2 separate regions of the Homo sapiens genome follow, and region 2 is linked to region 1. Evidence: read pairs that join two places in POLR2A ChIA-PET (ENCODE). Cell type or tissue: IMR-90. All regions are shown on one strand. Links, peaks and the distances in the headings refer to the core of each region. The heading gives the core; the rest is flanking DNA. Region 1 overlaps TPT1-AS1 (TPT1 antisense RNA 1). Region 2 overlaps GPALPP1 (GPALPP motifs containing 1).

Region 1 (16,076 bases), core at 9,184-14,183:
CTGTCCACTTAAAAATGGTTAAAATGGCAAACTTTTTGTTATCTAGATTTTACCACAAGTTTTAAAAACAGAAGAAAAAAGAAGGCAGAGGTTGTGGTGAGCTGAGATCTTGCCATTGCACTCCAGCCTGGGCAACAAGAGCAAAACTCCATCTCAAAAAAAAAAAAAAAAAAAAAAAGTATTACTAGACATCAAATAAGAAAACATCAACAAAATTAAGTTACACAAATGTATTCCAGAAACTAGTCTTTTAATATGTCCTCCAGACAAACTGGAAACAGCGCAGCTCCTTCCAATGGTTCATCATGACTTAGTTGTTTAATAAAGCAAGAGGCTTAACACCAAAGAAGAGCAGCAAATCTCCAGAACACGGCTTCTGTCTTGCATGTAAGACCTGTACCAACTCAGTGATGTCCACCTTACCTCCTGAGCTGCGTCCTCCTGAGTGACAGTGAGTATTTGTGTGCAGATTTCACCTCTTGAGATTTAACATCAGTGGAAATGCCAAGACAGCAAACAGGACAAAGAGCACTTTGGTTCATTCTAAGAACTGAATCTTGGCTGGGCACAGTGTCTCATGCCTGTAATCCCAGCACTTTGGGAGGCCGAGGCAGGTGGATCACCTGAGGTCAGGAGTTTGAGACCAGCCTGGCCCACATGTTGAAACCCCGTCTCTACTAAAAATACAAAGTTAGCCAGGCCAGGTTCATAAACACTTAATATCATATGCAAAATTTTGTGGATATATGCATTTTTCTGAGGAAAAGGTCAATATATTTTATCAGATTCTCAAAGTGGTGTAAGATCCAGATAAAATCAAGAAACTTGGGCCGGGCGCGGTGGCTCACGCCTGTAATCCCAGCACTTTGGGAGGCCGAGGCGGGCGGATCACGAGGTCAGGAGATCGAGACCATCCTGGACAACATGGTGAAACCCCGTCTCTACTAAAAAAAATACAAAAAATTAGCTGGGCGTGGTGGCGGGCGCCTGTAGTCCCAGCTACTCGGGAGGCTGAGGCAGGAAAGTGGCGTGAACCCAGGAGGCGGAGCTTGTAGTGAGCCGAGATCGTGCCACTGTACTCCAGCCTGGGCGACAGAGCGAGACTCAGTCTCAAAAAAAAAAAAAAAAAAAAAAAGAAACTTGAAGGCAATCTATTTCAGAATGCTGTCACACGCTGGGCTTATGGAATTGAATGTCCATCATTTCCTGTCTGAGCTAACATAGGAACTGTGCTTTCCATTCTCCTCTGCCTCCAACCTTAATGTGCCTTCTATTCCCAATGAGAAGCACATCATTTTACAAATATCCTTGGCCATGAATTCAGGCCAGATACCATGTTTTTAAAGTGCCCAGGTTGAGCCCTGCTCGGCCAGCCCTAAGGACACAAACATTCATACAGCATGCCAAGGCAGAGGTCCTCTTCAAGCTGCCTCTGGTGACTTGAGTTAGGGCCCTGATGCTTAAAGTCAGGACATTCTGATAATAGAAACTGTCATAGGTATCACTGGTAGAGAAAACTAAATGAGATCTCTGAGAAATTAAAATTATGATCCTGTAAAGCAATCAGCTGTAAAAGTGTTTGTTTGATGTATTCCTTGATGAGTGGCCAAACTGGTGTGTGTGTGTGTGTGTGTGTGTGTGTGGTGTGAAGTCCCATATATTCTGGGAAGAGGGCAACAGGCAGGGGTGGAGTCGTTTTTTGTTTTTTTGTTTGTTTTGTTTTGTTTTGTTTTGTTTGTGTGACAGGGTCTCACTCTGTTGCCCGGGCTAGAGTGCAGTGGTACAGTCTCGGCTCACTGCAACCTCCACCTCTCAGGCTCAAGTGATCCTCCCACCTCAGCCTCCCGAGTAGCTTGGACTACAGGTGTGTGCCACCATGCTTCGTTAATTTTTATATTTATTGTGGAGATGGGGTCTTGCCATGTTGCCCAGGCTGATCTCGAACTCCTGGGTTCAAATGATCCATCCACCTCAGCCACCCAAAGTGCTGAGATTACAGGCGTGAGCCGCCGCACCCAGCGAAAAGTGTGCCTGTAATCCCAGCTACTCAGGAGGCTGGGGCAGGAGAACTGCTTGAACCTGGGAGGCAGAGGTTGCAGTGAGCCGAGGTCACGCCACTGCACTCCAGCCTGGGCAACAGAGCGAGACTCCGTCTCAAAAAAAAATAATAAAAAAAAGAAAGCTGCCAGGAAAGGAAGTGGTAATTCTCATTCCTTAAGAATATCCGTACGGTCATTTGAGCTCCTTGGCCAGAAAGTGCTTTGGAAATACCATGTGTCTCAAAATTCCTCTCTTAGTGAAACAAATGCCTTGTGAGATGATGTCCCATTGCTATAAAAAATTGTCTGTTTTTCTTTTTGAGACAGAGTCTCACTTTGTCGCCCAGGCTGGAGTGCAGTGGTGTGATCTCGGCTCACTGCAACCTCCGCCTCCCGGGTTCAAGCAATTCTCCTGCCTCAGCCTCCCTAGTAGCTGGGATTACAGACCCACACCACCACGCCTAATTTTTGTATTTTTAGTAGAGACAGGGTTTCACTATGTTGGCCAGGCTGGTCTCGAACTCCTGACCTCAGGTGATCTGCCTGCCTCAGCCTCTCAAAGTACTGGGATTACAGGCGTGAGCCACCACACCTGTCCCTTCTTGTTGCTTTTATATGCTTGACTTCAGTCACTCCTCACAACTACTGTGAAAGTCACACCCCATTCTACAGGTGAGGAAACAGAGGCTTGCAGGCTTAGTAGTCATGTAGCTAGTAAGTGGTGGTTCTTTCCACCAGACCACACTGTCTTCCCCAAGAGGCATTTGTTAACCCTGTGCGGAGCCAGCCAAACCACAGGCTCCATGACTACCGGGAAGGTAAGGGCCAGGTTCTAGTTGACCAGAACTGGTGAAGAAACTAATCTTTGCTTACAGGGAGAAACCACAGGACATCTGCTTCCTTTGAGCAAGTGAAGGAGACACAGGAAAAGAGGTCCTGGTGAAAACACGACTTTCAGAAGTTATATCTGAGCCTTCCAGGAAGAAGTGGCAATCAGAGCCATAAGCTTGAAGTGTGGCGAGGAATCGGAAGGGCTGGACTGGAAGCTGGCTTCCTTATCCGGCCATGGCCTCAGGAACAAGGCAGCTGTAGGCTGTCTTGACCCCAGTCAGCAACGTGGCCTTGGCAGACTGCACATGGAAGGTGATTTGGGGAGGGCCTGAATCTCCCAGCATGCCTCTCTCCATGCCCACCCAAATCCACATGGTCAAGAGTGAGCTTGGCACTCCACCCTGATAGCTTTAAGGGGAAAGAGCAGGTGCCCTGAAATTTCCATTAGCCAAACCTGTAGCTATACCTTACATCCATTAGGATGAGAAAGTTGTAAAATCTGTTTTGAAATTCATGCAAAATCCATACGTTTGTTTTCATGCTACAGTGTTTTCTCTGTACTTGATTTTCTTTTGTTCTCTGGTCATGTTATTTTTGAAAATTTTCAGCTTTTGCTTTACAGAAAGAAAAGGAAAGGGATTTCTGCAGATCTAGGCCAAGGTAGCTGGGGAGATGAGAATACATCAGGGGCCAGATAAAGCTTTATCAAGGGTGGCCCCCAGTTCTTGAGCTGGGAAGAGTCTTTGAGGTTGAGGCAAGAGGAGGATGAAAACCCAGAACTGGAAGCTGAGACCTTCATTGCTTTCCATTAGTCTGTCCCCACCTCTCTCCATTCAATAGGTGATGGTCTTCTAGCAACTTGTTAGCCACACAGCATTCATCTGCAGTAGGCCACATTCTGCTGTACAATGCTACAGACATCTCAAAGACCACACCATGAGAACCACTGTGGTAGACATATGGCATGTTAAAATGCTAACTAGGCTGGGCACGGTGGCTCACGCCTGTAATCCCAGCACTTTGGGAGGCCGAGGCGGGTGGATCACCAGGTCAGGAGTTCAAGACCAGCCTGACCAACATGGTGAAACCCCATCTCTACTAAAAATACAAAAATTAGCCAGGTGTGGTGGCGCACGCCTGTAATCCCAGCTACTCAGGAGACTGAGGCAGAAAAATCGCTTGAACCCGGGAGGTGGAGGTTGCAGTGAGCTGAGATCGCGCCACTGCACTCCAGCCTGGGCGACAGAGTGAGACTCTGTCTCAAAATAATAACAATAATCATAATAAGGCCGGGCGCGGTGGCTCACACCTGTAATCCCAGCACTTAGGGAGGCCGAGGCTGGTGGAACACTTGAGGTCGGGAGTTCAAAACCAGCCAGGCCAACAAGGCGAAACCCTGTCTCTACTAAAAATACAAAAAAAGTAGCCAGCCATGGTGGTGTGTGCCTGTAATCTCAGCTATTCAGGAGGCTGAGGTGAGAGAATCCTTTGAACCCGGGAGGCGGAGGTTGCAGTGAGCCGAGATCGTGCTACTGCACTCAAGCCTGGGCGACAGAGCAGGACTCCGTCTCAAAATTAATAATAATAATAGTAACTAATAATGGTCTTCATCTAATCTAAGACATTATCAATCATAAGAAGCATGATTATTTTATGTATCACTTAGAAAAAAAATTCTGACAAGTAATCATGGCATACCATAAGATGCATCCCAAGATGAGAAATCTTAAAATGTGAAAAACATGCATCTCAGAATTGGTAATATGCTGATGTTTTCAATTAGTCTTCAAGCCATTTTCCAATTACAGTGTTTTCTACTGAAGTTTGAAACCCCCCATAAAGGCAGAAATGAGCCTCTCTTCCCCTGAAACCTCCCATTAAGGCAGGAATGAGCCTCTCTTTCCCTGAATTCCTAGAGTTCTACAAAAGAAACGCTAAATCCTGGTAGCTCCATTCATTTTAACTTTGCCTCTGGGGAGAAGGTGCAACCCTTCCTATGGACTTTGCTTGTACTACCTTTGTGATCTATCATATTCTGTTGTTTCTGGTAACCATTTACACGTATGACAATAGATTTTTAAGTTCATCAAAGGCAGGAATGGTATTTTATACATTCCCAAGTTTTAAGAGTGCATTTTAAAAAAGATTTGGACCAGGTGCAGAGGCTCACGCCTGTAATCCCAGCACTTTGGGAGGCTGAGGAGGGTGGATCACCTGAGGCCAGGAGTTCGAGACCAACCTGGCCAACATGGTGAAACCCCATCTCTACTAAAAACACAAAAATTACCCAGGCGTGCTGGCATGTGCCTGTAATCCTGGCTACTCGGGAGGCTGAGGTACTAGAATTGCTCGAAGCCGGGAGGCGGAGGTTGCAGTGAGCCAAGATTGTGCCACTGCACTCCAGCCTGGGCGACAGAGTGAGACTCCATCTCAAAAAAAAAAAAAAAAGATTTGAAATTCCATGAGTTCTCACTCTAGGTATTTCTTTTTTGTGTCCTGCCTTGTTTCAAACAGAATTGTATGTGGTTTACAGAGGTATACCTGATAGCACAGCAAGTAAAATACATACGAGGAAAATCCTCGGTATAAAAATTGAGGCCGGGCATGGTGGCTCATGCCTGTAATCCCAGCACTTTGGGAGGTTGAGGCCGGTGGATCACTTGAGGTCAGGAGTATGAGGCCAGCCTGGCCAATGTGGTGAAACCCCGTTTCTACTAAAAATACAAAAATTAGCCAGGTGTTGTGGTGCAAAGCTATAATCCCAGCTATCTGGAAGGCTGAGGCAGGAGAATCACTTGAACCCAGGAGGCAAAGGTGGCAGTGAGCCGAGATTGTGCCACTGCACTCCAGTCTGGGTGACAGAGCGAGACTCCATCTCAAAAAAAAAAAAAAAAACAAAAAGCAAAACAAAACAAAAAATTGAGACGGTGATTGAGACGGTGATGTGGTTCACACCTGTAATCCCAGTACATTGGGAGGCCGAGGTTGGCAGATTGCTTCAGCTCAGGAGATGGAGACCAGCCTGGGCAACATGGCAAAACCCTGTCTCTACAAAAAAAAACAAAAAATTAGCCAGGCATGGTGGTGCACGCCTATAGTCTCAGCTACTTGAGAGGCTGAGGTAGGAGTATTGCTTGAGCCTGGGAGGTAGAAGTTGCAGTGAGCCCAGATCACGCCACTGAACTCCAGCCTGGGTGACAGAGGGAGACCCTGTCTCAAAACAAAAAAAAGAAAACAAAAGCAAAACAAATCAGGACAAAGGGGAAATGAAAGTAGTGAAATTGGGTATAACCAGGAGTAAGCTGTAACATAAAAGCATTCTGTAAGATCCTGTTAACAGAAATAAGCCCAAATTTGGCTCTGAGCTTGCTAGCAGTCAAAGAGAGAAGGGAAACATGATCAGTTATAAGACTGGGTCCATATAATAAAAACTAATTGCTCAAAAGAATCAGCTAATGGTATACCCTGCTTGTGTGCACCTGGCTAGTGTGTATTCCTTAACCTTTCATTTATTTGCATATTTCCAGATCCTGACATGGGGTTTGTATTACGGTAGGCCAGTAATTCTCCAACTTTTCATCTTGGAAGTCTTTTACACTTTTTAAAAACTTTTTTTTTTTTTTGAGACAGGGTCTCACTCTATCACCCAGGCTGGAGTACAGTAGCATGAACACGGCTCACTGCAACCTCAACCTCCCAGGCTTAAGCAATCCTCCCACCTCAGCCTCTCAAGTAGCTGGAACCACACATATGTACCTCCACACCTGGCTAATTTTCAAAATTTTTTTTGTAGAGAGAGGGTCTCACTATGTTTCCCAGGCTGGTCTTGTTCTCAAACTCCTGGCCTTAAGTGATCCTCCCTCCTCAGCCTCCCAAAGTGCTGGGATATCAGGCACGAGCCACACAGTGCCCAGCCTTAAAAACAGTGGCTCACGCCTGTAATCCCAGAACTCTGGGAGGCCGAGGCAGGAGGATTGCTTTAGCCCAGGAGTTTGAGACCAGCCCAGACAATATACTAAGACCATGTCTCTATTTAAAAAAAAAAAAAATGGCCAGGAGAGGTGGCTTATGCCTGTAATCCCAGCACTTTGGGAGGCTGAGGCAGGTGGATCACTTGAGGTCGGAAGTTCGAGACCAGCCTGACCAACATGGAGAAACCCCGTCTTTACTAAAAATACAAAATTAGCCAGGCGCGGTGACTCACGCCTGTAATCCTGGCCCTTTGAAAGACCGAGGCGGGCGGATCACGAGGTCAGGAGATCGAGACCATCCTGGCAAACATGGTGAAACCCCTTCTCTACTAAAAATACAAAAAAAAAATTAGCCACGCGTGGTGGTGGGCACCTGTATCCCAGCTCCTCGGGAGGCTGAGACAGGAGGATGGCGTGAACCCGGGAGGCGGAGCTTGCAGTGAGCCGAGATCGCGCCACTGCAGTTCAGGCTAGGTGACAGAGCGAGACTCCGTCTCAAAAAAAAAAAAAAAAAAAAAAAAAAACAAAATTAACCGGGTATGGTGGCACATGCCTGTAATCCCAGCTACTCATGAGGCTGAGGCCGGAGAATCAATTGAACCCAGGAGGTGGAGGTTGCAGTGAGCCGAGATCACGCCGTTGCACACCAGTCTGGGCAACAAGAGAGAAACTCCGTCTCAAAAAACAAACAAGGCCGGGTGCGGTGGCTCACACCTGTAATCCCAGCACTTTGTGAGGCCGAGGCTGGCTGATGACAAGGTCAGGAGATCAAGACCATCCTGACTAACACAGTGAAACCCCGTCTCTACTAAAAATACAAAAAATTAGCCGGGCGTGGTGGCAGGCGCCTGTAGTCCCAGCTACTTGGGAGGCTGAGGCAGGAGAATGGCGTGAACCCAGGAGGCGGAGCTTGTAGTGAGCCGAGATCGTGCCACTGTACTCCAGCCTGGGCGACAGAGCGAGACTCAGTCTCAAAAAAAAAAAAAAAAACCCTGAAAATAGTTTTGATGTAATAGATCCCTGAAAAGGTCTGGGAGACCACTTTGAGAACCAAGGTGGCAGGCAGATACCATGCTTAAAATGTTCATTCAAACGTTTATATTTCCAAAGTCTTGTTTTTCTTAGTCTGGCTAATTTCTTTCTGACTCGGGCCCCATTAGCATTTGATGTGAGTGTGTATAAGCCTGTAGCTGCGAGCCTGAGGCTCCCGAAGCCTGAGTCATGACTGCTCCACCTTCCCTGGCACAAGGAAGCGTTCGCTATTCTCTGAGTAAACCAGGTGTTATGGTTCATGCCTGTAATCCCAGCACTTTGGGAGGCCCGAGGTGGGCGGGCAGATCTTTTGCGCCCAGGAGTTTGAGACTAGCCTGGGCAACATGGCAAAACCCCATTTCGACAAAAAAAACAGAAAATTTAGTGGGGTGTGGTGGTGCACACCTGTGGTCTCAGCTACTCAGGAGGCTGAGGTGTGAGAATCACTTGAGCCCGGGAAGTGGAGGCTTCAGTAAGTCGTGATGGTGCCATTGCACTCCAGCGTGGGTCACAGAGTAAGACCCTGTCCCAAAAACGAAAACAGAACAAAAACCGGGGTAAGCATCACAGATCGACCTGAAAGCACTAATGTCCAGTCCCAAGAGCTGTCCCCTTCTCGTTCTCATCTTCCTCACCACAGGCTCACAAGCAGGTTCATGGCCACCTGGAACAGATTGGGCCCCAAGAACAAAAGTATTTCCCCCACCACTGCCAGCACATACAGGATAGTTACCCTAAGTGAACTCCTCCACAACCATAAGGCCCAGGGATGGGTACCAGCTAACTCCACTTTCATCCTGCATATATTCTTAATAAACCCAGCTTAATTGTCCAGCCAGATTTCCTAAGGTATAGCTACTCTCTCTAACTTCAAAAGGAGATCCTGTAAGGAATCAACCATACTCCATTGTGAGAATCTGCTTTGCCCATGGCCTTGTTCCCCTTGTCACCTATATGGGGAATCTGGAAGGACAAACTGACATGTGTAGCCTCTTTCTCTCCCTTTTTCCTATTAGGAGCTGGCCTACCACTCCCTCCTCTACTTAGTAAGGTTTAGAGGCCTGTCTGTCTCATTTTAGGCTTAAGTCTTATAAAGTATTAGGAAGTCACTTGCTCACAGAGTCTCTGACCTCTGCCAGGTGCAGTGGCTCACACCTGTAATCCCAACTACTGCGGAGGCTGAGGCGGGAGGATTGCCTCAGCTCAGGAGTTCAAGACCAGCCTGGGCAAAATAGTGAGATTCTGTCTCAAAAAAAATTTTTTTTTCCAAAAAAAAAAAAAAAATCTCTGCCCTCCAACCTAGCCTTTGTCAGTAGTAAAGGTGACATTTTAGTCTCCATCTGCTGCCTCCCTGTTCTTATATCTTAATTGCTTCAGAACCCTGGTGAGGAATAAGGGCGCCATTACAATGCCCCTCAGAGACCCCAAGATGGTCATATCGGTAAGCATTAGCAATTTTAGGTCACTGCTGAAAACACAGTTATTAAAGGAGTTCTAAAGTTTAAAAATTTGCTTTGACTATTCTCTTCAGAAACTTTTAACACTCTTTTTTTATTTTTATTTTTTTGAGACACAGTCTTACTCTGTTGCCAAGGCTGCAGTACAGTGGCATGATCTCGGCTCACTGCAGCCTCCACCTCCCAGGTTCAAGCGATTCTCCTGCCTCAGCCTCCCAAGTAGCTGGGATTACAGGTGCCCGCCACCACAACCGGCTAAATTTTGTATTTTTAGTAAAGATAGGGTTTCACCATATTGGCCAGGCTGGTCTCGAACTCCTGACCTCAAGTGATCCACCTGCCTCAGCCTCCTGAAGTGCCAGGATTACAGGCACTTTCTCAGGATTACAGAGGATTACAGGCGTGAGCCATCGCACCCAGCCGAGAAACTTTTAACACTCTGTAGAGGAAGGAACTGATATTGTGATTGACTTTTGTCAGGGTTAGTTGCTATCGGCAGCTCTCTGAGGAAGAGGCTGTAATTTGCATGCTTAATCTCATGTCTATTCCACTTTTCCTTCAGGGAAAGGCCTTGTTCATGTACATCTAGTAGGAGTGAACCTGATACATCGTGATTGCGTCATATGTATTTGCTGAATGAATTAATAAAAAGCTAATACTACTCAATTTCTTTTTTTTTTTTTTTTTTCAGATGGAGTTTCACTCTTGTTGCCCAGACTGGAATGCAATGGCACGATCTCAGCTCACCATAACCTCCACCTCTTGGGTTCAAGCGATTCTCCTGCCTCAACCTCCCGAGTAGCTGGGATTACAGGCACGTGCCAACACGCCCAGCTAATTTTTGTATTTTTAGTAGAGACGAGGTTTCTCCATGTTGGTCAGGCTGGTCTCGAACTCCTGATCTCAGGTGATCCGCCTGCCTCGGCCTCCCGAAGTGCTGGGATTACAGGCGTGAGCCACAGAGCCTGGCCTAATACTACTCAATTTTTATCAAACACTCTGGCGCTAGTAGACAATCTCCTTTAGGGAAAGAACTGCTTTCAGGAAAATATTTTAATAAGTTACCTGTAATAAAAGTGAGAGGCCTTTAAGGAAGGAAAAAAAGAATATTTATGCTGCCTCTTTATGGGAAAACAAGAGGGATTTGTCACTTATTTTTTCCTACTGATGGGGAGTGGGGCTAAGGAGGAAAGAGAGACAAGAGCCAGTGAGCTGGTCTGAGTTGGGGACTGCGGGAAGTCATGGTGGGTGAGTGATAATATTTTAAGCACAGGGACACTCAGAGTTTAATCTGAAGTTCCATTGCTGTGATGTAATCCACTCTCTTCCTTCCCACATGTCATCAGTGATTATGACAATATAAACATCAGCAGAAATCTTGGGGACGGTTTGGGATTCCCTAGAGGGTATGTGCCAATGTTCTCTGCCCTTCAAGTCTTTGTTCTGAAGCAATACTTGTGGCAGATTGCTGGAAGAATATTCTGTCCATTACAGATCATGAAAAAATTTTACCTGTGGATCAATCCAGACCTCAGAAAGCTGTTAAGTTATGACTTCATTAGAGAAGAAAGAAAGAAAGAAAGAAAGAAAGAAAGAAAGAAAGAAAGAAAGAAAGAAAGAAAGAAAAGACAGACAGCAAGCAAGCAAGCTGTGAGGCAGGAGCCCTTTGTTCCACCTACCAGTAGGCTTATTTTTACTGAACTGAATATGAAGGTTAGGCCTACACCGAAGAAAGTTGTAAGAAATGGGCTGGGCACCGTGGCTCATGCCTGTAATCCCAGCAGTTTGGGAGGCCAAAGTGGGCAGATCACGAGGTCAGGAGATCGAGACCATCCTGGCTAACACAGTGAAACCCCATCTCTACTAAAAATACAAAAAATTAGCCAGGCGTGGTGGCACATACCTGTAATCCCAGCTACTTGGGAGGCTGAGGCAGGAGAATCGCTTGAACTTGGGAGGCAGAGTTACAGTGAGCCGAGATTGCGCCACTGCACTCCAGCCTGGGTGTCAGAGCAAGACTCCGTCTCAAAAAAAAAAAAAAAAAAAAGAAAAGTAAAAAGATATAAACCGGCCAGGTGTGGTGGCTCACACCTGGTAATCCCAGCACTTTGGGAGGCCAAGGCGGGCAGATCACGAGGTCAGGAGTTCAAGACCAGCCTAACACGGTGAAACCCTGTCTCTACTAAAAATATAAAAATTAGCTGGGTGTGGTCGCATGCCTGTAATCCCAGGACTCAGGAGGCTGAGGCAGGAGAATCGCTTGAACCTGGGAGGTGGAGGTTGCAGTAAGCCGAGATAGCGCCACTGCACTCCAGCCTGGGCGACAGTGCGAGACTTCATCACAAAAAATAAAAAAATAAAAAAGAAAGAAGCCATAGGCCACCCATTACTAAATTCACTGTAGGGGTTTCGTTGAGACTAAATCACATAATGAGGGCCCATGAGAGAAATGCCTTGTGTGAAGTCCACCTCTGACAACTGTGCAGGACTTGATGACACATCCTTTGATATCATCCTTACCCCTGGCTTCACCTTACTGTCTTATTTGTATTTTCGGTTTGCACCAATGGCCTCCTTAATGTTTGAGGGAGCTGTGCTACATAGAACTCTAAAAGCTGCTAGCAATAATTTTTCAAGCAAGGCAAAGCATAATGAAAAAAATTAATATGCTTTTCAAATTCTATTATCTCTAATTCCCACCTCACTATGCTCTTCACTTGAAAACGTGGAAAGTAAAAAGATAATTTATCTTCCTCCTGCGGCATGTTGGCAAGCATTCACCCAGCCCCTCTTCACTACTCCCAAATAAGGACTTGCTGATATTTTTAGCAAAACAATTTATGGGTCCATTTTTCAAAAATCAAGCTAGTTCACTCCTGTGCGTGCTCATGCGCGCACACACACACTCACACTCACATACTGCTTGAGTGATCAGAAAACCCAGCCACACAATTTATTCATTTATTTTTAAAAGTAGAGGCGGGGTCTTACTACATTGCCCAAGCTGGTCTTGAAACCCTGGGCTCAAGCTATCCTTTTGCCTCAGCCTCCCAAAGTGCTGGGATTACAGGTGTGAGCGACTGCGCCTGGCCAACAATTTATGCATGGCCCTCCCTTAGCTTGTTTCAGGTATATATGCTTATTTCTTTGGTGCATTTTCCTTATATATTGTTTACATATGATATAAATACTTCCCCATACTTTATTTGCATTATTATGTTTGGTATCTATGAGAAAAAGAATATTTTGGATATTAAATATGAAACATTATTGGATATTAAATTGAAACAATTAATGCTATAGTTCCCCTTTGACCACTCACTTTTCCCCAGCTGCCTCCCAGAATTAGCCACTGTTACCAGTTTGATGCATAACCTTCTAGATTCTCATGTTTGCTTTTGTAAATATATACACATAGGTAGAGCAGTCTATTGGTTTTTGTCATGTGTATCTGGGTGTTAAATGAAGGAGTGATGTTCTACAACTTGCTTTTATGATTTAACTATGTCTTAGGCCACTTTTCCTCCTCCCAGGGAAGAGCTCTTCTCTATGGTTTTGTTTTGTTTTTTTGTTTTTTTTTGAGACGGAGTCTTACTGTGTCACCCAGGCTGGAGTGCAGTGGCATGATCTTGGTTCACTGCAACCTCCACTTCCCAGGTTCAAGGGATTCTTGTGCCTCAGCCTCCCGAGTAGCTGGGATTACAGACCCATGCCACCAGGCTCAGCTAATTTTTTGTATTTTTAGTAGAGATAGGGTTTTGCCATGTCTCTACTCCTGACCTAGAGGCTGGTCTCAAACTCCTAACCTGAAGTGATTTGCCCACCCTGGCCTCCCAAAGTGCTGTGATTACAGGTATGAGCCACTGCACCCAGCCATAGGCACTGTTTAATGCACCGGGAATACAACTGTGAGCAAAAAAACTCTCTCAACCTCCATGGCACTTACATTGTCTGGAGGGGAGACAGAAAATAAAGTAAGTATAAGAAAATAACATGTTGGGGCTGGGCATGGTGGCTCACACCTGTAATGTCAGCACTTTGGGAGGCCGAGGTGGGCAGATCACCTGAGGTCGGGAGCTCAAGACCAACCTGACCAACATGGAGAAACCCCGTCTCCACTAAAAATACAAAATTAGCCGGGTGTGGTGGCACATGCCTCTAATCCCAGCTACTCAGGAGGCTGAGGCAGGAGAATCGCTTGAACCCAGGAGGTGGCGGTTTGGGTGAGCCAAGATTGTGCAATTGCACTCCAGCCTGGGTAATGAGCGAAACTCCATCTCAAAAAAAAAAAAAAAAAAAAAGAAAAGAAATAACATGTTGGTTAATTAGTCCCACAAATAAATATTAGGGATAAATGGGGCCGGGCACGGTGGCTCACGCCTGTAATCCCAGCACTTTGGGAGGCCGAGGCGGGTGGATCACGAGGTCAGGAGATCGAGACCATCCTGGCTAACATGGTGAAACCACGTTTCTACTAAAAACACAAAAAAATTAGCAGGGCGTGGTGGCGGGTGCCTGTAGTCCCAGCTACTCGGGAGCCTGAGGCAGAAGAATGGCGTGAATCTGGGAGGCGGAGCTTGCAGTGAGCCGAGATTGCCTCACTGCACTCCAGCCTGGGCGACAGTGCAAGACTCCGTCTCAAAATTAAAAAAAGAAAAAAAGAAAGAAAAACCAGGCGTGGTGGCTCATGCCTGTAATCTCAGCACTTTCAAAGGCCAAGGTGGGTGGATCACTTGAGGCCAGGAGTTCAAGACCAGCATGGCCAACATGGTGAAACCCTGACTTTACTAAAAATAGAAAAATTAGCCAGGCATGGTGGCACGTGTCTGTAGTCCCAGCTACTCGGGAGGCTGAGGAGGGAGGTGGAGGCTGCAGTGAGCTGTGATTGTGCCGCTTCACAGCCTGGGCAACAGAATGAGATCCCGTCTCAAAAGGAAAAAAAACAAAAACACAGGGATTTCCAAGAGGCAGGGATTGTAATTTTAAACATGATGGTCAAGGATAGCCTGTGGAGAGGGTGACAATTTGAGCGAAGTCTATGCCTTTTGTTTTTTTTTTTTGAGACGGGAGTCTTGCTCTGTCGCCCAGGCTGGAGTGCAGTGGCGCGATCTCAGCTCACTGCAAGCTCTGCTTCCCGGGTTCACGCCATTTTCCTGCCTCAGCCTCCCAAATAGCTGGGACTACAGGCGCCCGCCACCACGCCCGGCTAATTTTTTGTATTTTTTAGTAGAGGCGGGGTTTCACCATGTTGGCCAGGATGGTCTTGATCTTCTGACCTCGTGATCCACCCACCTCGGCCTCCTAAAGTGCTGGGATTACAGGCGTGAGCCACCACGCCGGGCCGCCTTTTGTTTCTATAGACAGTAGCTTCTTTTTCAGAGGGAGAGAAAACTGAGGTGTTTTCAACAATTTTTTTTTTCAGAGATGGGGTCTCGCTATGTTGCCCAGAGTGGTCTCAAACTCTGCCTCAAGTGAGCCTCCCACCTTGGCCTGCCTAGGCTGGAGTACAATGGCACTATCTAGGCTCACTGCAACCTCCACCTCCCGGGTTCAAGTGATTCTCCTGCCTCAGCCTCCCGAGTCGCTGGGATTACAGGCGCCTGCCATCACGTCCAGGTAATATTTGTATTTTTAATAGAGACAGGGTCTCACCATGTTGGCCAGGCTGGTCTTGAACTCCTGACCTCAGGTGATCCACCTGCCTCGGCCTCCCAAAGTGCTAGGATTACAGGCATGAGCCACCACGCCCAGCCGGCTTTTTTTTTTTTTTTAACTAGTCAAGGACAGTAGTGAAAAAGGGAGGGGAGAAAAATTTTCTGCAATTTCTTTTTTTTTTTTTTGAGACAGAGTCTCGCTCTGTCACCCAAGCTGGAGTGCAGTGGTGCAATCTCGACTCGCTGCAACCTCCACCTCCCAGGTTCAAGCAATTCTCAGGCCTCAACCACCCGAATAGCCGGAACTACAGCCGCCTACCACCATGCCTGGCTAATTTTATTATTTTTAGTAGAGACGAGGTTTCACCATGTTGGGCAGGCTGGTCTCAAACTCCTCACCTCAAGTGATCCGCCCAACTTCACTTCCCAAAGTGTTGGGATCACAGGTACGAGCCAGCTCACCCAGCCTGTTTTCAGCAATTTCTTTCCCGCCATGCAGCCCTCCTGCAGTTGCCTCAAGTTACTTTCAAGATGTGACTGTTGAGCAGTTTCCTGCTAATAGAGGGTCAGAATGATCACACTTCTCTCAGCCCCTACACAGCAAGCCAGATCTCCATTTGGCTGTTTTCTCTTTCTGGCAAAAATTGTTCAAATGAGCTAGAGTCAAATATAAGTATTCACAAAACACTGGGGTCATTTAAAAAAATCATTTGCTGAAATTGAAGAGTTTATGGTGCCAAGTAATATATTTGAAAAGAAAATTTGCCCAAGTCAATGGATTTCAAAACACTTGACTTATAACCACAGGAAGAAATATATGTGGGATCTAGTACATTCATACATACATAAATCTAAAACATACCTGGGAGTGGTGGCGCGTGCCTGTAATCCCAGCTACTCAGGGGGCTGAGGCAGGAGAATCGCTTGAACCTGGGAGCCAGAGGTTGCAGTGAGCCGAGATGGTGCCACTGCACTCCAGCCTGGACAACACAGCGAGATTCATTCTCAAAAAATAATAAAATAAAATAAAATAAAATAAAATAAAATAAAATAAAATAAAAATAAAATAAAAGCTTCACAAAATAATACTCA
Region 2 (16,076 bases), core at 5,180-10,179, 340 kb after region 1:
CTTTTACAGACAGAGCAGAACTTTGAGGCTGCAGGTTTTATGCATGGTGCTCAATTCAATCTCCTCTGGCTGAGTGAGCCAGAAGCCAGGGCTCCTGTTCCCAGATTCTCTAGGGTTTATGACTGGGTTCTCTAAAACGACTGTAGTCCCCTGCTGTGTAAACCTGTGTCTGGCTTTGAATTCCCTCAATGTTGTTAGTATGTGTGAATTTTCCTTTCTTCCTTTTGAGCTTTGCTGTGTTTTAAAATGGTTGTTATTTTATTTCTTCCCCTAGCACTCCTTTGTGTTCATGGCAGGGAAAGCCTAGCCTGACGATGTCATCTCAGTCTTCCATATGGCTGGAAGTCCTTCCTCTGGTAATTTTTTCTTCAACGCCCTTGTTAGAAAGGAGTCCTCGTACTTAGCCTAAATTCTTCAGTTACACTCATGGCATCCATAGTGGAGGCAATAAGAACAATGGTAATAATGAGAGCTATTTGAAGTTGAATACTTGCTGATATGGTTTGGCTGTGTCCCCACCCAAATCTCATCTTGAATTGCAGTTCCCATAATCCCCACGTGTCGGAGGGACCAGGTGGAGATAATTCAATCATGGGGTGGTTTCCCCCATCCTGTTCTTGTGATAGTGAGTTTGTTCTCACAAGATCTGATGGTTTCATCAGGGGCTTCCCCCTTCGCTGGGCACTCAGTCTTCTCCTTGGTGCTGCCATGTGAAGATGGACGTGTTTGCTTCCCCTTCCACCGTGATTGTAGGTTTCCTGAGGCCTCCCCAGCCATGCTAAACTGTGAGTCAATTAAACCTCTTTCCTTATAAATTACGCAATCTTGGGTATGTCTTTATTAGCAGTGTGAAAATGGACTAATACAACTACTATTCTGATTTAATCCTTATAACAACCCTATGAAGTAAGTGTAATGACCTGCATGTTACTGATCATGAAGCTAAGCGTACCCAAGCTAGGCTCAACGCAAAGCTTTGAACAGCTCTTACCTACTTTCCTCACCTTCTCTCTCACCATTCTCCCTGCATTCTCCATTCTAACCATATTGAACTTCTTTAACCCTAACTTTCATCCTCTCCACACTCTCTTTTGCCTTCAAATAAACCATCTGCTCTCTCTGGAACAATGTTCCTTGCCTTCTTTGCTGAACTAGCTCCAATTCATCAAACTTCAGGTTAGTAGACATTCACTCAGATAAGAAGACCTTTTCTTTTTTTTTCTTTTTTCTTTTTGAGACAGGGTCTCGCTCTGTCACCCAGGCTGGAGTGCAGTGGCATGATCTCAGCTCACTGCAACCTCCACCTCCTGGGCTCAAGCCATCCTCCACCTCAGCTCCCAGGTAGCTGGCACCACAGGCATGTGCCACCATGCCTAGCTATTTTTTTGTATTTTTGGTAGAGATGCGGTTTTGCTATGTTGCCCTGGGTGGTCTTGAACTCCTGAGCTCAAGCAACCCACCCGCCTTGGCCTCCCAAAGTGTGGGATTACAGGCATGAACCACTGCGCCTGGCTGAAAAAGACTTTTTCTCATTTTCAGATTACATTCCCCCATCATGGTTCCATTTATATTTTGTCTCATCTTTTGAATAATTGACAATGTTAGAAACTGATGTATGTATTCCCCACTACCTTGTAAGTGTGATGAGGGCAGGCACTGTGTTTGATTCATTCATTCATTCGACAAATACTTCTGAATATCTACTATGTATAAGGCACTGGTGATAAGATAAAAAAAATCTCTGTTATTATGGAGCCACATTCTAGCGGAAAGAGGTCAACAATAAACAAAAAGAAGCAGTAAAATTAATAGTATCTTCGGTGGTAATAAATACTATGGGGAAAATTAAAGAAGGGAAGAGGAGGTTAGCATATTTTAATTTGGAGGCCAGAGATGACTGTATTGGAAAGATAATATTCCAGCAAAAAAACTGAAGGTCTAGGAGGCCAGCCACATAGATATGTAGGAGAAGACCATTTTGCATAGGCTTGGACAGCAGGCATAAAGGCTCAGGAGTAGGAAGTGGCCTGCTGTATTTGAGGAGGAACAGCAAGGAGCCCAGTGTGGTCACATCAAAGCAAAAGATAAAATCAGAGTGCTAATAGAGGCCAGACTGTATAGGGCCCTAAAAGGACTTTGGTTTTGACTTAGGGAGAGGAGGAGTAATTTGGTGGTTTTGAGTGTTAGTGACATGATCTGACTTTGATCTGCCTTTGTTTCATCTGGACCCCTTCAGCTGTTGTGTTGAGAAGGGGTAATAGAGGAGAAAGGGCTACATAAAGCATGAAAATCAATAAAAGGGGTGAAATTTGATGGTTATTTGGACCAGGGTGGGAGCAGAAGTGGCTGAGTCCTGGATGTCTTATGAAGATAGGAACAAAATAATTTGTTGACAGATTCATTTCTGTGACTATGTGCCTGCCACACTGTGGGTGTTCTATGAGCATTTGTTGAAAGAATAAGTAAATGACTCTGAAATTCATAATTTTAACCACTGCATTATACATCCTTTGAGTAACAACCTCAGTGTAACTGTTGAATTCTTAGTGGAGATAAACAGGAGTCTCTGGAATATATGAATTCATACATAGGAAGGCACTGCAGTATAACAGATTGAACAAGTGATTTAAAGTCATAAGAACTGGGTTTGTGCCATGGCTTTGATCAGTAAAAATTGTGTAATCTTGGGTAAGGTACCCAATTTTTTTGGTCTTTAGCATTTGTAAGGTGCAGATAATATCTATTTCATGAAACCGTGGAGAAGATAAAATAAGGTCCACATACAGGGAAAATGCATTACAAATTGTAAAGTACTCTACAAATCTCAACTCTTGTTAAGGAGAAAAACAGCCTTTATACTTTACTCCAAAGTCATTTGGTCTATCTTTTCCTAAAATCACTTATCCACCAGTGCATTTTTTTATACACAGATACTAAAGCTTAGTTAGGAGAAAGTAAATTTCAAGGTAAAGACCATTGTTAAAAAGCTCTTCAACCTTCTCTCCTAAAGGCCAAATCACAATCATTCCTTAAACTTTTCTTCATGTTCCATCCTTCTAACACCTTAAAGTCCCCCTTCAAAGATAAGAAGTATGAATAGGTAACACCCCGTCAATCCTGTTATTTTCCTAACAGAATCTCAGGTTTGTGAACAGCTTTTTATTTCATCTACTTATGTTACAATCTTAAATTAATCTGAATATAACTGAGTCTTACATTACAGTTGAGTCCAGTGGTTGTAGTAACTGCATGCATAAAGTTTGGAGTTTGTTACAATACATCTTATTCTTTCAATGAAAACTTTCCAAACCTTAGAGTTGAAATGGGATGATGATACCTGTTGTCCTGGATCATCTCTGCCCTTGTCACTTTTCTGTGTAGATTTAATGAAACCAGGTGGCAATGCAGGACCTATTATGGGCCTGAAAAATAAAATGTACTTTTATCATTCTCCCTGACTTTAAAAAGCAGTTATAAGAATAAAAGTTCACAAAAATAATAAAGCCAAATAGTGACAAATGTTGAAAATAAGAATTTTATTTAACACTTTATTTTTACTAGTATTACCTAGTATCTTTCTGCTAGACGTCTTTTAAAAACCTAATTTTCACATTTGACTTTTCTACTTGTTAGTCAATAATTAGAGACTAAGCCAATAATTCTCAATCTTTGTGACACTGGCATATGCACACTTCCTAAAAAGAACTATATTAAATAAAAATGGCAATGTTTTAAAAAAATTGATGTACTAAAATCTGTGATGGTCTTTTTTTATTTTGTGCCTTGGCTTTCCTTCAGTTTTGAGATTCATTATCCCGTGAAAGATACCTTAGGGGCATTATAATTATGGTCAGAACTACCAAAGTAGAAATTGAGTTCTTCTAAGGACATATATAGCATGTGCAGACAATGCCAGCAATCTGTGGTCTATATAACATGGCAGTATTAAAAATCTATACATTGTCCTCAGTAATGATGTGGAACTGTAGAAGAATGCAGCTAGTTCATTAAGACCCACAGAAAGGGAAAAGGGTACCGTGCTAACCATATTTCAAGCAGTGCATCTGTTTCCTTAAAACAATCCTGGTCAGTGTAAGTCACTCCACTTTTAAGATGAGCAAAATCATGTCCAAGATTAACACAATTAGTAAGTGGCTGAGCTAGAGTTTAAACCCTGGTCTACTTGATGTCAAAGTGCATTTTCTTTCCAGCTGCCCTACTGCCAAATAATGAGGCAACTGTCATCACTTCAAAAGAGAGACTTGCCTTAACACTGGGTCTTAAAAGGAGACAGCCTTACTTTATGAAGGAAAAAATTAAAAAGATAAAAATAAAAAATAAAAAAATGCTCTCTTTCACACTTTTAAGATTCTTCATCCTTGCTTTTGTACAAATGTTTTTTCCATAGTTGTCACTGTGCCAGTGTTACCAACCCAGATGGCACTGAAGTCCTAAGCTAAAATTTCCAGGTTGCACCATGTTCTATCAGAACCCCACAGACAGGCATCCTGGCAGGGGAAATAACAGTACTGACAGTCAGAAAGTCTGGGTTCCCATCCTGACCATTTAATAATCTCTTGTCTTGATTCATGAAACTTCTTTGAGCAGAACAATTTGCTTATGAAAGACAGGGAAGTTTGGCACTGTTAAAAAGATAAAATTAGGTATCATTTATAAGCTATGAGTACAGCATAGGTTTTTTCTGAGTACAATTTTTAGCAATCTACAAATGCAATTATAGCTTAACTTTCTGGCCTCAGGGGATTGGTGGTGATAAAATTACTGGTATATAAAATCATAAAACATAGTAAAGGAATAAAACCATGGCATGTTATGATACTATAAAAGGTTTCTAACTCCAATATATAATGCCAGCTGTTTATTTTACACATACATTTTATTATTGCCAAAATAATATTCTTAAGAATAAAATTGGTATACATTTAAGTAATATGTTTTCTTAAAAGGAATGTTACATCCTAGGGGTCAGCAAACTTTCTATAAAGGGCTAGATAGTAACTCTTAGGCTTTGAGAGCCACATGTGGGTCTCTGTGGCATATCTGTCTTTGTTTTTTCAGCTACTCTCAAAAATGCAAAAATCATTTTTAGTTTGGGGACTGTAGATTGCCTATCCCTGTATATCTGAAACAACTAAAGTTAATGGAAGTTAGGAGCTGCCAAATGTGATTATAAACTTTGAATATAAAATAAAAAGCCTTTTCTGCTTGTTCTTGCATATTGGTATACAGTATTATGAATTATAAACAATTTGATGTGCGATCTTATATTTGGCATTTAAAAATTTTACAATTCTGGGAAGAAGACAGGAATAAATATTTACTATATACTTACTCTGTGCCAGGCTCCATATAAATTAAACACCCACACACAAAGTCAAGGTATGTAACTATGAAACCTCAATCATCACAATTCTGTAAAGTACATGCTGTTATCCTAGCTTACAGATAACAAATTTAAGATTCAGAGAAGTTAGTCCAATTGTCTAACATGGCACATGGGGATGTGTTTCTTCTATTGATAAATAATTAAGAAAACAACTGAATTAAAAGTCACAACATCAAGATTCTAGCTCCAGGTCTGCTACTATGTGTGTGACCTTATCTGTTTATAAAGTGGGGAGAGGGGTGATCCACCTCGTTTACCACAAAACACTTTTGTGAATATCAAATAACAGATGTGGAAGTTTTTTGTAAACTATGAAAGTGTCATAAACATGTAAATAATTATTTTTATTGTAGGAAACAACTTCTTTTCCTGGTGAATGACCCATTTCAAAATGTTATATAAATATTTCAGTTAAAACATAATTTCAGACAATTCTTTAATTCATTAAAGATTCATTAGTTAAAATATTTAAAGAAAGACTGGCCTAAAATATTACACATTATCACCTTGGAGGAGAATCATCCTGCTTTTTAAATCCAGGAGGAAGGGCTGGTCCAAAAAACCCATCATCATCATCATCGTCATCATCCTGATTTTTCCTCTGTTTTCTGAAAACATAGTAGTATAACTTTATGCATATATGTCAAAATTTTTTTCACAAAAGCACATTTTAATTTTTTTTAAAAAAGCATTAAATCTAGTTGTATAAACACTGCAACAATAAATTAATCCTGCCAAATAAAAACTGGATACTACGATAGTTCTTTTTTTTTTTTTATTTTTTGAGAGGAAGTCTTGCCTTGTTGCCCAGGCTGGAGTGCAGTGGCGTGATGTTGGCTCACTGGAACCTCCCACTCCTAGGTTCAAGCAATTCTCCTGCCTCAGCCTCCCAAGTAGCTGGGATTACAGGGAAGCGCCACCACGCCCAGCTAATTTTTGTATTTTTTAGTAGAGACGGGGTTTCACCATGTTGGCCAGGCTGGTCTCGAACTCCTGACCTCAAGTGATCTCCCCACCTTGGCCTTCCAAAGTGCTGGGATTACAGGCGTGAGCCACTGCACCTGGCCTACGACAATAGTTCGTAACTAGTCTTTTCCTGGAATTTATTTTTGGCCTAAAATACAGATTGGTTATTTCTTTACAGCAGTAATATATCACTATTCTATATTTTCTGTGGTATTAAAGATTCCCCTCAATGCAGTTTCAAAGTCTATTGGTCAGATGTTTCTCAGTAAAAAGTTTATGACTGTGACTTTTATTCTCATCTAAGGAAGGGTTTTAAGTTGCTATTTCCACCTGATAATATTTAAAATGAATCAAAAAAGCTTGTTACTCAATAATAAACAAAGATTTGACTTCTCATTTACATAGACTCATAGTGGGTAAGGCCAGATTAGAGGAAAATCATTCAGCTGGGCACAGTGGCTCATGCCTGTAATCCCAGCACCTTAAAAGGCCGAGGCGGGCAGATCACTTGGGGTCAGGAGTTCAAGACCAGCCTGGCCAACATGGTGAAACCCTGTCTCTACTAAAAAATCCAAAAATTAGCCAGGTATGGTGGCACACACCTGTAGTTCCAGCTACTTGGGAGACTGAGACAGGAGAACCACTTGAACTTAGGAGGCAGAGGCTACAGTGAGCTGAGATCGTGCCACCGGATTCCAGTCTGGGCTACAGAGTGAGACTTCATCTCAAAAAAAAAAAAAAAAAAAAAAAAAAAAAAGAAAACCATTAGTTTATTTAAAGAAAACATACACTGCATATATAATTTTAATAAGAAATTCTATGGTTTATGTAGCCTATTTTGGCACTTCAATGACATCTTAAGAAAAATCATTTATGTAAGAATTTTATTGGCTGGTGTGGTGGCTCATGCTTGTAATCCCAGCACTTTCTGAGGCTGAGGCGGGCAGATCACTTGAGTCCAGGAGTTTGAGACCAGCCTGGGCAACATGATGAAACCCCATCTCTACAAAAAATACCAAAAAATCTACAAAAAATACAAAAATTTGCGGGCACCTGTGGTTCCAGCTTCTCAGAAGACTGAGGTGGGAGGATCGCTTGAGCTTGGGAGGCAGAGGCTGCAGTGAGCCAAGATCGTGCCACATCACTCCAGCATGTGCGCCAGAGTGAGCCCCTGTCTCAGGAAAAAATATACATATATATTGAAATTCTAGATATCTCTATAGCTGCAAACTACTAGAATAAATTTCTTTGTAAAAGGTATAATTCAGGATGAAATGCCACACAAAATGATTTCTCCCTGTGCTGTATAAATGGAAATATGATATCCCCTTACTAGCTATCTGTTCCAGCCAACTTATACTAGCTCTGAAGTTTGGTCTATCATTTAATTTAATTAAATGACTGACCTTGCAGTTGGACCACTGTCATCTTCTTCAGATTCTTGATTTCCTTCTTCGTACAAAGAACTACTGTCTTCATCGCTGTCTGATGAATCTGAACTACTGCTTTTATAATTAGGGGGCAGAGCTGGTCCTGCAACTAAAGAACACTTGTTGTTTGTCATCACTAGCCACTACTGTTTCAATGAACCCTTCTAGCTGATATTTTTCACTTTCTTTTCTGAAATAAACAGCACTGGCTGTCTATCATTTATTATTCACTTTAATCTCAATTGCTGTTGTTTGTGTACAGTGGTTTTGTCTTTCCAGCTCTAGGAAGGCAGAAATCATGTCTTACACAATCTCTTTCATGAGATTCACAAAAGCTTTGTTAATATCTGAACTTATAAACCCGAACTTATAGATATAGCAATAGCATGTAATTTCCTTGATAATGTGCAGTTTTTGCATTGGTTGGTGCACCTGCCAAAAAAAACAAAAAAACAAACAAACAAACAAAAAAAAACCCCAATGGCTTCATGATTTTTTTTTTTCTTACAGTTTACGGTAGAACCACTACTTAAAAAAAAAAAATCTTTCCTGGCATCCCCATATTTCTTGGTTAGTTTTCTTTTTGAGATGATTTTCCAAGCAGAAATAAAATTAGAGTCACTCTAAGTTTTACTGCTTGCCAACAGAGATACAGGGAAGAGAATGAGGCTGCACTGTAATGGGGATGTTAGGGAGAGTGGTAAGGGTCTTCTAGGTCCACTTATCAGAATGACTTGCTCTCACTTTACATCTCAGCAAAATTACAAATTACTATATGGTGTCACTGCAGTGTCATGATGTCACTGATGATGTCACACAGACACAACTGTCCAGGTTGATCCTAAATAGTGATGCTAAAAGCCTACTATCATAGTTCCCAAGGTTGGATATTTATCAGACTCCCTAAAATCTATGTATTTTTAAAAGATTCATGGGCCCTTTTCTCAGATATTCTAACCCAGTTGGCCTGGAGGAGGGCCTGGAAACATGATTTTCCAAAGAGTATTCTGGGTATGCCATTCATTCAATATTATAGTAATAGTAATATTTGTTACTACAAAAACTTAAGTGTAATAAATAAATAACAAATAACATGGTTTGAGTTCTTAGGTGTTATGAATTGTTTTAAGAGACATACACATTATTCTATTTAATTCTGATAACAATCCTATAAGGGAGATATTATTTCTATTTTACATATGGAGAAACTGAGGCCAAGAATTGTTAAGTGACTTGCCTAACTTCATACAACTAAGTAGTGGGGCTGTGACATGAACCCAGGAGTCTGATTTCAAAGCCTATATCCTTAACCACTATACTAGCCAATACTCAATAGTCAGCAACCATCCATCCAACAACAGTTATTAAGTAAATACTTCTAGAGAAACAAACATTAAAAGAATTAAGATCAATTCAGATAGTGTAAATGCTACTATGAAAATAGGAAAAAGGTGACACTGTATATGTGGGAGGGTAATTTTAAAGACAGTGGTAAGGCAAAAATCTCTCTGAGAAAAAGACATTTGAATGGAGACTTAAATGATGAGATGACAGAGGAACAGCCAGTGCACAACTCCTATGCAGGGAGCAAGCCTGATGTGCTTGAGGAATAAAAAGGCCAGTGTGGCTAAAGAAAAGCAAAATGACGACATCAAGTTGGATGGTATAAAGGGGCCAGACTCTTGCTTTGGAGGCAGACTCTGTGCTTTGAATTCCAGGTTGGCCACTTACTAGCTGTGTGATTTGGATAAGTTACTTAACCTTCCTATTACACTCTTGCTTTGTAAAATGAGGTTAATAATAGTTTCAACCTCACAGGACTGTTGTGAAGATTATATCAGTTAATATATGCAAAACACCTAACAAAGTCTTTGGCATATAGCAAGTGCTCAATAAATGCTAGTACAGGCTACAATAAGGAGTTTGGACTTCTCTTTCCCTTTCCCTTTTCTGTTCCCTTTCCCTAAGAGGCGAGATCTCACTGTGTTGTCCAGGTTGAAGTGCAGTGGCTTTTCACAGGTGCGATCCCACTGCTGATCAGCACCAGAGTTTTCACATGCTTTGTTTCCGACCTGGGCTGGTTCACCCCTCCTTAGGGCAATCTGGTGGTCCTTCACTCCCGGAGGTCACCATACTGATGTTGAACTTAGTGTGGATACCAGAATGCATAGCGCACTACAGCCCAGAACTCCTGGACTCAAGCGATCCTCTTGCCTCAGCTTCCTGAGTACCTGGGACTACAGGCATGCACCACCACATCCAGCAGGAGTTTGGATTTTAATTACAACAGGCAGTCATTGGGAGGTTGTGGGTCAGGACAGACATGATATGAATTACCAAACAAACAAACAAAAAACTGTCAGCTTGTGGACAATAGACAAGAGAGATCAGCAACAGGGGATATGCATTAGAAAGCTGATAAAAAATGGTGTGGGCCAGGTGTGGTGGCTCACGCCTGTAATCCCAGCACTTTGGGAGGCCGAGGTGGGCGGATCACCCGAGGTCAGGAGTTCGGGACCAGCCTGGGCAACATGGTGAAACCCTGTCTCTACTAAAAATACAAAATTAGCTGGGCATGGTGGTGTGCGTCTGTAATCCCAGCTACTCAGGAGGCTGAGGCAGGTGAATTGCTTGAATTCTGGCAGTGGAGGTTGCAGTGAGCCAAGATCACGCCATTGCACTCCAGCCTGTGCGACAGAGCAAGACTCCATCTAAAAAAAAGAAAGAAAAAAAAAAGGTTTGATTTGCAACATACTCTGATGTAAGGGCAAAGAGGACTGCTAATGGTTTGGATGTTAGAGGTGAGAAGAAAAAAAAAAGGAACCAAGGATAGGTCTTAGGTTTTGTGCCTGACTAGCTAGGCAGGTGAAGGGCAATGGTATTCTCTAATATGGAGAAGGCTGGGAAGAAAATAGGCTGGGAGGGGAGAGTTGAGAGTTTGTTTTTCACATTTTAAGTTTCATACAGCCTTAAAAATTTAGGTGGTGCTATCAGTGGTACTTGGGCATACTAGGGTGTATAGGGTGTGTAAGTCCGTTCTCATGCTGCTATGAAGAAATACCTGAGACTGAGTAATTTATAAAGGAAAGAGGTTTAATTGAGCCACAGTTCAGCATGGTTGTGGAGGCCTCAGGAAACGTACAATTATGGTGGAAGGGGAAGCAAACACATCCTTCTTCACATGGCAGGAGGAAGGAGAAGTGCAGAGAGAAAGGGGGAGAAGCCCCTTATAAAACTATCAGATCTCATGAGAACTCACTATCACGAGAACAGCATGAGGGTAACCACCACCATGATTCAGTTACCTCCCACCAGGTCCCTCCCACAACATGTAGGGATTATGGAAACTATAATTCAAGATGAGATTTGGGTGGGGACATAGCCAAACATTATTACAGTGTAAAGCTCAGGGGAGAAACTAAGGCTAGTTTTGGAATCATTGGCCTATTTCAAAAAAATTTTTCCTATCTCTCTTGGTGCATTACTATAGAACAGGTAATAACATGCCTTAGAAAAGAATAACTCTAAGGCATGCTGCGTTACAGCAAAAAGGAAAACATCAAGCATCATGGATGGGATTCCTATCTCCAACTGCTGTTTAGGGTTTACTAAAGAAGACTTAATGTCTTAGTATGTAAGTGTTCCCCAATTTATTTATAATTTAGAGACTATATGTGACCTCTAACCTCATGTGTGACCCCACAGGAGTGATTGGCTCTTTTCATCTTCTTGATTCTAAGTACATTAAAGAGGGAAGATATGTTTTTTCCTCTTCTGCTTCTTTCTCTTCTTATATGTGACTGCTATCCATGTAATTTATCAATTGTATACTATTGGCCAATTTTGGATAGGTTTGTATCAAGAAAAAATTTTATTATTCTTTTATATATTTTAAGCAATTAGATGTGTAATATGGTCTAAATATGTGCTGTTCTTGGTATTATAACGTACACACATACCTTTTATTTATGTATTCATTCACTCATTTATTTATTTAGTCTTGCTCTGTTGCCTGGGTTAGAAAGCAGTGATCATGGCTCACTGTAACCTTGAACTCCTGGCCTCAAGCGATCCTCCCATCTCGGCCTCCTGCATGGCTAGGACTACAGGTGTTTGCCACCATGCACAGATAATTTTTAAATTTTATTTTATTTATTTTTTTGAGACCAGGGTCTCACTATGTTGTCCAGCTTGGTCTTGAACGCTTGGCCTCAAGTGATCTTCCTGCCTTGGCCTCCCAAAGCACTGGGATTACAGGCATGAGCCACCACACCTGGTGCTATTACAACTAAAAAATTGCCATGGATTTTTAAAGAAACAAACGAGATATACATTTTTTAAAAAGATAATAAGCAGATGAAGATAAAACTCATCTAAGAAAACCTGGCCTTTTAAAAATAATCACGGAAAAATAGTATAAAAAAGTAACATTCAGCACATAGTACCATTAATTTCTATTTGAGTTGTTCAAAATAAACAACTATTTCATCATGAAATGATAGAATACTGAGATGGCGATATAAAAAAGAAAAAAGGGGCCAGGCGCAGTGGCTCATGCTTGTAATCCCAGAACTTTGGGAGGACAAGGCAGGCGGATCATGAGGTCAAGAGATCAAGACCATCCTGGCCAACATGGTGAAACCCCATCTCTACTAAAAATACCAAAATTAGCTGGGCGTGGTGGCACATGCTTGTAGTCCCAGCTACTCAGGAGGCTGAGGCAGGAGAATCACTTGAACCCGGGAGGCGGAGGTTGCTGTGAGCCAAGATCACGCCACTGCACTCCAGTCTGGTGACAGAGTGAGACTCTGTCTCAAGAAAAAAGAGAAGAATATTAAAAGTGTCAGTCAGTATACGCCACAATACAGACCCCCTAATAAAAGTAAGGACATGTCTGGCTTCACTTTTTTATAGATATCCTTCTGAACTATGAATAATCTCAAAAAATTATTTTGGGAACATGTAATGAACTATTCCATATCTCTCCTAAAGCAGTGATGCTTGTCGTCATTAAGGAGGCTCTCCTATTGCAATGATAATTTTCCAAATAGATTATAAATTCCATGAGAACAGGAGTTACGCGTTCCTTATATTTCACTTATTTCCCTTTCATATCACACAGAATTGTGATATGCATATAAAAAAATGAACTCAGTATAATACATAAAAATCTCATTACAGATCAGCATTAACAGATGAACATCCACAACTGATTCTGATGACTAGGAATGCTAACTTGAACTCCGATGAAATGAAATGTTACTCCCCCAAAACCAATTCTGTTCTTCTCATTAGTAGACCTGTATTACAAAAAAATTATATGGTATTATGTTTTAGATTGCAACAATAAAATTTTGTGAAGTTTGCTTCCTTCTTGTTGTACACATACTTTTACAATAATCTTGATTTTGCCTACTGACCTACAGTCAAAAGTACAGTTGTCCCTCGGTATTCTCGGGAGATTGGTTCCAGGACCAACTCCCCTGTTTGCAGCTACCAAAATCTGTGGCTATGGCCTTGGTTCCACTTCCCTTGAATATTGTACTTTCAATCTAGAGTTGGTTGAACCTGAAGACTCAGAACCTGCAGATCTACAGGGTCAACTGTATTTACTATCTGGTCCTTTACAAGAAAAGTTTGCTGACCCCATGACATGGTTAAATCATGCAAATATAAAGAAGGGGCACCCAACCCATCTTTTACAGGCAGTAGGTAGTTAACATCAAAGAATGTTTCCTAGAAGCAGTGATGTAGGGGTGGGACCTGAGTTAGCTGGGCAAAGAAGGTGGGGACTGGACGAAGAGTAGTCCAGGCAGAAAGAAAAGCATCTGCAAAAGCCTGAAAGCAAAAGAGTCATCACATTTAGAAAACTGAAAGGTGTTCAGGATGGTTGGAACCAAGAGAGGATAGAGAGGGGCCAAATGTTGCTGTGAGGTCAAGGAAGACTAGGACTGAAAAGGAAGCCTTGAATTGGTGAGGGTCTCAGTGGACTGGTGAGGGCAGAAATGCAATGGGTTAAGGAGAAAATAGAAGACCCAGAGACAGTGAGAAAGAAAAAGATGCAGCTAGAGGGGGATATGAAGTAGAGTTTTCTTCAAAGATGGGAAAGATTTGAATGTTTTGGTTAAATGCTAAGGGCAGGCAGCCCTAAGGACAGGGAAGGGAGTCAGAGTAAAAATGGAAGGATTAGCTTTAGAAGGAAGCAGTATACCTCTTCTATTGTTACCAAAGGGCAGACAAAAAGCTTGGCGTGGATTTAGGATAGTTTTTAGATACAGTAACAGAAAATTGAGGAAGTTCTCTTATGATGGCATCTACTTGTTCAATGAAGTAGACGGAAAAATAAAAGTTTTAGAAAGAAAGGGAAAGTTTTAAAAAGCCAAGGTTGCAGATTGGGGAAGAGAAAGGAGGTGAAGCCTGTGAGGATTACTGGACAGACCTATGGACCCAGTTAGGGAACAGGCCATCTTTTAGCAGCATTAGCTTGTGGAGGCGTGAGGTTTCTTCTAGCAGCATTAGGAAGCCTGGCTGTAGGCTCACAAGGGGTAAACACTTGGACTGATCCAGGGCTGGGCTTTTGTTAGATGGGTTTGGCAGAATACCCAATGGGATAAAGCAGTTGAGAGCACCAGCAAGAGAGTGGATGAATGGGTGGACCATGGAGTCTAACAGGAGTAGGGATGTAAGCACTCCTCTCAGATGGAAGTACTTAGGGATAGAAGTACTTAGGGATGGAAGGCTCAATGAGGTTAAAAAACAAAAATAAAAAGCAAATGAAATGGGAGTAACTTGAGTGAGAACAATGAATGAATAAGGGGTTCTTGCTGAGAATGAGATTTGAATTTGAGTTTTTGGAGCTGGAGTAGGGTAGACTCACTACTCCAGCTTAAAATGTAGGTGAAATTAGTGGAGGTGAAGGTCACTGCAGATAGGAGACTGGAGTTAGAGTCAAAATGGCCAAGGCTCCACTCAGCTTCCATAGAACAGCATATGGAGTCTGTGGATCGCTCTTGAGAAAATATTTGCACCCCAGGGTTTCTAATGACATGACGTTGGGGGACATTTTCCAGCAGTCAATTTTCAGAGTATTCAAATGAAGTTAACTTGTTCCATCTCAGACCTGTGTGCTCCCTCACTCCTCTTTACTCTGGTCATGCTTGTCAGATCTCCTTCTGGGACAGCAGAGTGTGAGGAACACAGGACAGATAACAGACTGGATTCAGGAATCTTCACTTGAAGGTAATCCTGACACCTGCTACCACATGGATGAAACTTAAGGACATTATGCTAAGTGAAATAAGCCAGTCCAAAAAAAAAAAAAAGACAAATACTGTATGATTCCACTCAAATGATGTACTTAAAGTAGTCAAATCATAGAGACAGAAAGTAGAATGGTGCTTGTCAGGAGCTGGAGGGGGGAATGAGGAGTTATTACTTAGTGAGTACAGAGTTTCTGTTTTACAAGATGAAAAGAGATGTGGATATGTTGGTAATAGTTGCTCAATCATCTGAATGTATTTAATGCCACTGAACTGTACATTTAAAGATGGTTAAGATGGTACATTTCATGTTATGTGTATTTTATCACAATTTTTAAAAACTGGAAAAAAAAAAAAAAAAAAAAAAAAAGAGGCTGGGCACAGTGGCTCACGCCTGTAATCCCAGTACTTTGGGAGGCTGAGGCAGATGGATCACTTGAGCCCAGGAGTTCCAGACCAGTCTGGCCAACATGGTGAAACCCCATCTCTACTAAAAATACAAAAATTAGCCAGATGTGAGGGTGCATCCCCGTAATTTCAGCTAGTCAGGAGGCTGAGGCAGGAGAATCACTTGAACCAGGAGGCAGAGGTTGCAGTAAGCTGAGATCATGCCACTGCACTCCAGCCAGGATGACAGTGAGATGCTGTTTAAAAAAAAAAAAAAATCCCGTTCCCAGCCAGCCATTAGGTTTCTTCCAGACTCCATACAAAGGATTATGGTTAGCTGTATTCATGCAGGTCCTGGCTTCTCCAACCCCCATAAATCCTGGGCCCCTCTTAAGGAATTTTTTTTTTTTTTTGCGACAAGGTCTTGTTTTAACACTCAGGCTGGAGTGCGGTGGTGTGATCACAGCTCACTGCAACCTCAAACTCCTGGGCTCAAGCAATCCTCTTGCCTCAGCCCCCCAAGTAGTTGAGACTGCATGTGCATGCTACCATGCCTGGCTAATTTTTAAATTTTTAGTAGAGATGAGGTCTTACTATGTTGCCTAGGCTGTTCTTGAAGTCCTGGGC

Evidence for each region. Peaks named below come from ENCODE experiments on the same cell type or tissue, not always from the same donor. Only the 100,000 strongest peaks of a DNase experiment are listed, where the experiment ranks them.
Region 2: POLR2A ChIA-PET joins it to region 1 with 5 read pairs; 4 of 35 experiments call an interaction of 5 or more read pairs at or near these places.

Annotation. Positions count from the first base shown.
Region 1 is chr13:45,344,217-45,360,292 of GRCh38, reverse strand. It overlaps TPT1-AS1 (TPT1 antisense RNA 1), which reads right to left. Exons shown (of 11, transcript NR_024458.1): 3 at 15,847-15,914. Among named protein-coding and RNA genes, the nearest start is that of TPT1-AS1, 11 kb to the right of the region's middle. In IMR-90, for the core only: no CTCF peak of the experiment used is centred there; no DNase peak of the experiment used is centred there; H3K27ac peaks cover 182 bases.
Region 2 is chr13:44,996,141-45,012,216 of GRCh38, reverse strand. GPALPP1 (GPALPP motifs containing 1) reads right to left here. Exons shown (of 8, transcript NM_018559.5): 2 at 7,780-7,912; 3 at 5,914-6,015; 4 at 3,338-3,422. It also overlaps the pseudogene RN7SL49P. Among named protein-coding and RNA genes, the nearest start is that of GPALPP1, 15 kb to the right of the region's middle. In IMR-90, for the core only: no CTCF peak of the experiment used is centred there; no DNase peak of the experiment used is centred there.